Linked DNA regions of Homo sapiens: region 1 is linked to region 2. Evidence: chromatin contacts called from ENCODE Hi-C or POLR2A ChIA-PET data. All regions are on one chromosome and are shown on one strand. The core of a region is the stretch at or near the end of the contact, and the rest is flanking DNA. Distances in the headings are between cores, read along the strand shown. Region 1 holds the start of DST-AS1 (DST antisense RNA 1). Region 2 overlaps DST (dystonin).

Region 1 (4,222 bases), core at 466-2,965, 35 kb before region 2:
TTTTTGAGAGACCTATGTCTATACATGTGTGGTCTGTAAATGAATGACTTTCAGGGACTTAATTGCTAACCCTTTTATTTCAAGAAGGTGTCCCATATGATGCCTGGTTGTTACTTTATGAACTAATGTGCATACAAATGCATATCGAGCTGTAAGAAAACTCTAGTAACCTTAAAGACTTACTGGGACAGTGGTTCAAACTCAGATTATAAACCAGTGGTCAGGATAGAAAAAAGAGATGTGGTCTTGCTTTGTTTGGAGTAACAGAAGTAGGCCAATTGCTGAGGAGTGCTCCAGTTCTATCTCAAGTCAGTTTTTTTTTCCCACGAGTACACAATTTTTTCTTTCAAGAGGAACTCATCCCTATCTAAGCATTAATGGAAAATGGTCCATAGTTCACAACACCCAACGCTAACAAAGAAATAAAAAATCATGGAGGGCAAAAGGTCAGTATATGTGAAAGGAGGAAATAGGGAAGGAAGATTTAGACAAGACGTGAAGTTGACATAGGTCAGACTGTCAACAATCAGCTGATTTATCTAATAATAGCAGTAGCAATGAGGTATCATCCTGTCACTGTACTCCAGCCTGGATGACAGAGTGAGACCCCACCTCCTAAATAAAGTAGTAGGTGCAGCAGCTAATCCTTATATAACACCAGACATTATTCTAAACTTCATTTACTATACAACTTTATGAGTTAGGCACTACTATCGCTGTTTTACTGATGAAGAGAGTCTCAGAGAGGATAAGTAACTTGCCCATGTGACACAGTAAGGAGTGAAGATTCTATGTACAGCAGCCTGACTTCACTGTTTTTTTTTTTTTTGAGACGGAGTCTTGCTCTGTCGCCCAGGCTGGAATACGGTGGCGTGATCTCGGCTCACTGCAACCTCCACCTCCCGGGTTCAAGCAGTTCTCTGCCTCAACCTCCCGAGTAGCTGGGATTATAGGTACCCGCCACCACGCCCGGCTAAATTTTGTATTTTTAGTAGAGACGGGATTTCACCATTTTGGCCAGGCTGGTCTTGAACTCCTGACCTCGTGATCCACCCGCCTCGGCCTCCCAAAGTGCTGGGATTACAGGCGTGAGACACCGCGCCCGGCCAGTCATTACTCTTAAACACATCCATTTACATGCCTGGGTATCAGTTGGTTCCTCCAATGGACGCTTAAACTCACCCACTTTAGTATATGATACACATATATCTAATTTAAGGGAACTGTATCCATTTTACTCAGTTTAATGGATACTAGTACTATGTAGAATGAATAATAAGGAGAGAGCAGGAGGGAGGTGATAAATATGGGGCAGTTGTGAACCTATAGGCCCGCCGCGGAGCCCAGCAGCAGATGCGCCTGTGGGCTCTGGGGGGCAGAAGGGAGGGACCGCAGGCTGGTACTCGGCAGCCTCGCGGCGGCCGGGAGCTCAGGCGCAGGCGCGGCCCGGCTGTCAGGCGCTGATGCGCGGGGCCACCTGCAGAGGCCTCCTCACCCTGTCCCCGGGATGTCCCCTAGACGCGGACCCCCGTGCCCTCCTTGCCCTGTGCTGTCACAGAGTGACCTGAATCCTCCCACGCCAAAAAGATGGGTGGAAGAAAGTATTTCCAACCCTCCCCCCGATCATCCCTTACCCAGGGAGAGCCGCTGGCCCCTCAGCAGGGGGCTGCGCACAGCGGTGGAGCGATCTGCGGCTTTGTTTCTCAGGCACCTGTTGTGGATCCCAAATAGAAACGTCGCCCTTGGGGATCCGGGACCGGGCAGCCAGTGTCCGGGGGTGGGCGTGCTTGGCCGCACGGTCCACCAGGGTGGGCGGGCCTGGGGAGGGGGCCTGGGGCGCGTGGCTCTGCCTGGGAGGGAGGGGCCGAGAGGCGCCGGGGCCGGAGCTGAGCCAGCCGGGGCGCTGACCGCCGCGCTCGCCCCCTCCCTTCCGCCCTCCGCCCTCCACCCTCCACCCTCCACCCTCCACTCTCCACCCTCCACCCTCCACCCTCCTCCCTCCCTCTCTCCCCGGCGCGGGCGAGTGTCTGCGGCGCGGCGGCCAGGAAATGCCGCAGATGCGCCGCGCAGCATCCCCGGTGAAGGCAGCGCGCCGGTCCTCCCGCACCGCTGCCGCGGCCTCGGCCCGGCCCGAAGCACGCGCCTCGTGCAGGGCCAGCAGAGCGGTCAGCGCGGCCGCAGAGGGTCCGGGCGCCCGCCGGCCCCCGCCCGCCCTCGCCGCACGCCCCGCTCCTCCGCTTGGCGTGGCGCTGCTCGTCGCCGCCCCTGGGCTCGCTGAGATTTGCCGCTGCTGAAACCCGAGAGGGACTCGGGCTCCCGGAGCCGGGCGGCCCACCATCGGCCTGCCCGGAGGCCTGGGCGTTTCCTTTGCCGGCCCTGGCGCCGGCAGCCCCCTGCGCCCCCGCTCTGCGTCTTCGGCTTCCGTGCTTCTCCCCAGCGTGCTGCTCCTTCCTCTTTTCCAGTTCCCAAGGCTGTGTCTTGCTGACTGCGATACTGTCCGGGGGTTACGAGGGGGAGAGGGGAATTTGTCAGTCATCGCTTAGATAAACTTCGGCATGGCGGGTTACCTCTCCCCTGCTGCTTACCTGTACGTGGAGGAGCAGGAGTATCTCCAGGCCTACGAGGATGTCCTGGAGAGGTACAAAGGTATGTGGTCCCTGCCCTGGGGCTGCGGAGCTTGGCACTGATCAGAGAGGCAACCGCTGCCTTTCCTTAATCAGAGCCACCACTCCTTGGGCACGAGTAAACAGGTGTCTGGACCAGTCTTGGGAATGGACCAGGTCTTTTTGCACGGGATTTAGTACCCCCAGCGCAGGGAGGATGGTGGGGTGGGCGACAGTCCGGAGACGCCCTTAGATGAGCGGTAGAGAGGGGGGAAGGGGGTTGTTTCCAAGAAGCACATTGCGTTTTCTCTCCCTTGTAAAAGCTCTTAAGCACTACGCGTAATCATAATTCTTCCTGGGAGGGTGGATACCGATTATTCTCTATGGGATTACTAAGGCATTGCTGCTGCTGCTTGGCTAGGGTATTGGTTAGCCCTGTAGAAAAGGTTCAGCATCACTAGATCATTTTCCTTAAAATGATCTTTCTTATTTGATAAAGTTTGTGACTATATACTTACTCTGATATATTGTAAAAATTATTTTATAGCGTGATGGATAAAAGACTTTAGTGAGTTTGTTGTAAATTTAAATGTAAAGAATGTATTTTGAGATTTTTTTCTGCCCATCCTTTATGTTCAGGAAATTCTATGCCAATCTGATATTTATGTTTTAGTATAATGTTTACTTGGACTTCATAGTTGAATATAATGATGAAATACAAATTGCAGCTGTCCATTTTTTAAGTGTTTTTGTGTCTGGAAATGTATTTTTAAGTGTGTGTATACCATCTTTTTATTGTGGCTCCCAAAACACTCCGAACTCAAGAGCAGCTCACAGAGGTTTAAAGTATTTATAGTGAATAGTGACCCATTTCATAGGTAGGATTCAGATGGTTTTATATCTTTTGAATATTTGCTTTGGGTTTGGTAACTCAATGTCAGTAATTTCAGTGGTATTATATGGTTAATGATGCATGTAGTTTTTCTATTAGTAGAAAGTAGAAATAAAAAAAAATTGAACTAAACAATAAAATTCCAAAGCCCCAAAAAGCCCAAATACACTCACAATTGTTTTCTCTCTTTGTAGGATATGTTTTATAACCGAAATTCTTGCAATCCTTGTAGAATTTTGTAAACAGTACAATGAGAATTCCTTTGTGCCAAGACTCTTATTGTGTATAATACTGCCACTGAGCAAGTGCAGTGATATTTTAGGCTAAAGCACATTTGTGACATTTGTGTGTGTGTGTGTGTGTATGTGGGTGGGTGGGTAATATACTCATGTTTACCTGCATCACTCCATTTTAAAGTAAGGTTTGTAATTAGTTGTTTCCAGAGCTTTGAAAAGGAGAAATATTGCAATATAGACCAACAAACCTTATTGAAGAAATACATCTGTGCTCTATACAGTCAGAAATAAAAAAATCTGAAAGTTCTAAAGTAGATACATTTTATACTTTTGAAAAAAATTATAGCTGAATGAATTTTTGTCACATGAAGTTTTACTTAAGTGACACGTGGGTGATTTCAGGTGACTGAAAACGAGTGCTTATTTGACTTTGTCTAAAAGAAGTAGGCATTGTTTAAAAGCTTGTCTTTGCCTTTGGAAATAAAAGGAAA
Region 2 (3,751 bases), core at 974-3,473:
CCAAGGCATAATATTGATGATGCTATAGCATCCTGACGTTTTACTTCATTCCATTCAGAAAATCCAGAGCTGGGTCCATGGCCCATTTCCTTCTGGTAGCAGGGGGAGAGGACCTGGCTTTTCTCTGGATCCCTCCCTGGTGTCAGCTGAGAGACTTTCCTGGCTTACTCCTTTCTCTACTGTCAGGGACCCAGTACTTCCTGCTTCGTCTCTCAGGTTGGGGCTGGGAACATGCTCCCCATCCTACCTTTTTTTTTTTTTTTTTTTTTTTTTTTTGAGACAGGGTCTTGCTCTGTCGCCTAGGCTGGAGTGCAGTGGCACAATCACAGGTCACTGCAGCCTCTACCTTCCAGGCTCAAGTGATCCTCCCACCTCAGCCTCCCAAGTAGCTGGGACTACAGGTGCATGCCACCATGCCTGGCTAAATTTTGTAGTTTTTGTAGAGATGGGGGGTCTCACTATGTTGCCCAGGCTGGTCTTGAACTCCTGGGCTCAAACGATCCTCCTGCCTCTGCCTCCCAAAGTGCTGGGATTTCAAGCAAGAGTCACCATACCCAGCTTCCCATTCTACTTTTTTCTCCCAGGTTTTTTGCTGGTCAGAACTCCTTGAAAACCTGAGGTGTTCCAGCCTGAAAGGAGGCTGTATCTTGTTCTTCTTAATGAAGATGACATGATGTAGCAGGAGGAATAAAACACATTTGGAGTCAGGATACCTGGAGTTACCCTGATACTGCCTTTTTTTTTTTTCCCTGTGAGACCCTGAGCAAATCATTTGCCTTTTAATTTTGGTAGGGGTGGTGGGTGTTTAGTGTATGTGGTGTGTAGTTTGCATTATGTTACATCTGATGTCCCTCACTGCTTTAACATTACATACCACATATTTCAGAAGAGGATTTGCAAATATGATCACATATTTCAGAAGGGGATTTGCAAATTATTAGGTTCTTAAAAGGTAGGAACATAAGATTTTTAACATAGAATTTATGAACTTTTACACATGGTTGAACAAGAAACTCCTTAGAATTCAGATGTTTATACTTGGGTATGTTATGAATAACTGACATAGTCTCAGTGTATTACTATAAAATGCTGCCATTTCTGGAAGGGGTGGTATCATGTTGTGTGTAGATATAATACATATATTTTTAAGAGATGGGAGTCTTGCTCTATCACCCAAGCTGGAATGCAGTGGCACAGTCATAGCTCACTGCAGCTTTGAACTCCTGGGCTCAAGCGATCTTTTCATCTCAGCCTTCCAAGTAGCTGGAACGTGCCACCATGCCTGGCTAATTTTTTATAGAGGTGGGGTCTTGCTATGTTGTCCAAGCTGGTCTCGAACTTCTGGCTTCAAGCAGTCCTTCTGCCTTGGCCTCCCAAAGTGCTGGGATTACAGGTGTGAGCCACTTTACCTGGCCCATAAATATATTATAACTAAAATTTGCTCTTTAACTGTTTACTGAAAGTACGGGTTGTCATCCTTTTATTTTCTATAGGCCAACACGTTTAGTGCTACTAGGAGACAAAAATAATAAAGTAATACTGATAGGTAAAAATGCTATATTTAAAATTCCTAAAAATTTGCATATCAAAATTTAAGTTGTTCATATAATTTCTTAGGGGAAAATGAAGCAGAAAGAAGTTTATTTAAAAGTTATACCCTTGTGATTGAAAATCTGTCTAAAATATATCAGTTTCTTTTCTTGTTCTAGTTCAAGGTGGTAAACATAATTAAGCTTTATTGAGTATCTTGCCACAGAATGAATCATGAATGGTTACGTTTACTATGATTTTATCAATGATCTATGTGGAAGGTGGGAGATTAAATTAAATGTGTGCAGGCATCAGCCAAAAATTTATTAAATATTTTAATGCTTTACATTTTTTCTTTCAGGTAGAACTATGAGAGATAGTATATTGCAGGCTCTAATTTCTTTGGTTTCTAATGTTTGACTATATAAGAATATAATCATCATAAGATGGCAATATTCATTATTAAATTTAATTTATGCTACCACTCAAATGGTTAGGTTGTGAAATAAGATTGTTTAATAGTGTTTGAAAGATTTGTATACCCCTGAGACTCTAGCTAGCACCCTGACTGATGCCCTGACAGAAAAAGATGATTGGAGCATTCAGAAGTTATGCCTCACTCGGGGAGGGGCAGTTGAGATTTGTTCCCTGATACCAGACCCATTCCTTGAATACTTTGTGACTGATGAGATTGACTTTGGAGTGGGAGACAGAGAAAGAATTTGGGGTGCGGTAGTATCTTGGAGGCTTAAGGGAGAGCACCAAGAAGCAGATCACAGGGCAGAAGAGGGATGAGTGCCTTTCAAGAGAAGGTGGGGAGGTTTGAGAGGAGTGAGTCAATAGTGTAGAGTCCTCACACAATCCTGCCTCCCAGCTGTTCCCTTTGCCATCAGATGCTGAGTGATTTGACATTACAGATGACCATGGAGGGCAGTGTGGGTGATGAGGAAGGCTGCACCGCACTGTGGGATTCACATTAGGCAGTCCAATATAAACCAGACTTACACCAGACTCATGCAACAAATTTGCCCACTAGCCATTATTCACAAATTACTGAAGTTATCACTGACTGATAAACACAGAATACCAGCAGGTGGGAGGAAATGTTGTCTAGTTTCTATTATTAGCTTGTGCTCCATCTGCTGATTATAAAAGTTTCACTGGTTCATTTATTTTAACCTCTCAATTGAATCTTACTGCAGGAAAACAAATTGTAGAATACATCTTACTAGTTGTGGGAAATCAAATTTAATTTGAATAGCAAAAAGTAAATAGAATGATATTTTATGCTGAATCTAAGTAGCCACATCCGTAGTCTTCTTTATTAAAGGAATGTTGGGTTAGCTCAATTGTGGATAATTTTATTATTTTCATTTAGGAAACAATTACAACATATTAGATAAATGGTAAATCATTTTTTACCCTTTCTTCTCCATGATTTAAAAAATAAGAATGGAAAACATGAATTTTACATTTTTTTCCCACTGCATTAAGTTTTATTATTACTGTGGTTTGTTTTTATTTCAAACTTTTCATGTTTCATGTCTCTCAACGCTTTTTGTCCTCAAACTTTATTGCTGGAGTATTTAATAGCAAATATAAACGATTCCTATAGACTTTTGTATTTTTGAGAAAAAAGTAGCAGCACGGACAATCTCAGTTGGTTTTTTTTTTTTAAACAAAGTACTGTTTTTCAAAAGAAACTATAACAAACAGTTGTGGACTTTGTTAGGGCTTGGGTAGGTGGGCCAGAAGTCATGGGGTGTTACTTGGATGACGTCATAGCTCAGGGTCTGGTTCTTAGCCCAGGGAGACTCACCCTTTCTAGGTAAACAAACTCCAAGGTGCCTGATGTTTAAACCAGAACTTGTTTATTAACGTATAGTGAAAAGAATTCAACAGCCAAGTGGTTTGGACATTCATGTTGGATAGAAGACTAGTACATTTTTTTCTATCAGAAAATCTGTATGAGAAGCCATAGTATGCCTGGAATTGGAAGTAATAGGAATTATGTTTTGACCAGCAAAAAATTTTTATTGGGATGAAGTCCAGCCTACCAATTTTTTTCTTTTGTGGTTCATGCTTTTGATGACATGTCTAAGAAGTTGTTGCCTAACTCAAGATTATAAAGATATGCAGCTACATTTTTTTCTAGAAGTTTTATAGTTTTGTCCCTTACATTTAGGACTGTGGTCTGTTTTGAATTAACTTTTGTGTATGA

The links. Hi-C counts contacts between places; a loop is a spot of excess contacts on that map. ChIA-PET counts read pairs that join two places held with the same protein, here RNA polymerase II (POLR2A). Pooled maps may share reads with other maps.
Region 1: a loop to region 2 is called in a map of PC-9, with 4 times the contacts of the local background. The contact joins the promoter of DST-AS1 here to the enhancer-like site in region 2. A Hi-C loop is called at or near these places in 21 of 168 maps with a recorded cell type or tissue (Caco-2, Calu3, K562 and 13 more), 4 of 37 single-sample maps with no recorded cell type and 9 of 50 pooled maps. POLR2A ChIA-PET finds 5 or more read pairs at or near these places in 8 of 52 experiments (A549, GM12878, HEK293T and 5 more).

Annotation. Positions count from the first base shown.
Region 1 is chr6:56,841,479-56,845,700 of GRCh38, reverse strand. DST-AS1 (DST antisense RNA 1) reads right to left here and starts at 1,715. Exons shown (of 4, transcript NR_125866.1): 1 at 1,635-1,715. All of the region lies in intron 4 of DST (dystonin), which reads left to right. RefSeq lists silencers at 1,293-1,432, 1,773-1,972, 2,063-2,322 and enhancers at 1,406-2,273, 2,274-3,142.
Region 2 is chr6:56,807,709-56,811,459 of GRCh38, reverse strand. All of the region lies in intron 4 of DST (dystonin), which reads left to right. Among named protein-coding and RNA genes, the nearest start is that of DST-AS1, 34 kb to the left of the region's middle. Within about 2 kb of position 2,223, at least 4 of the 41 ENCODE cell types and tissues checked have a DNase peak (open chromatin) inside an H3K27ac peak, as active enhancers do; they include IMR-90 and PC-9, where a contact is called at or near this core.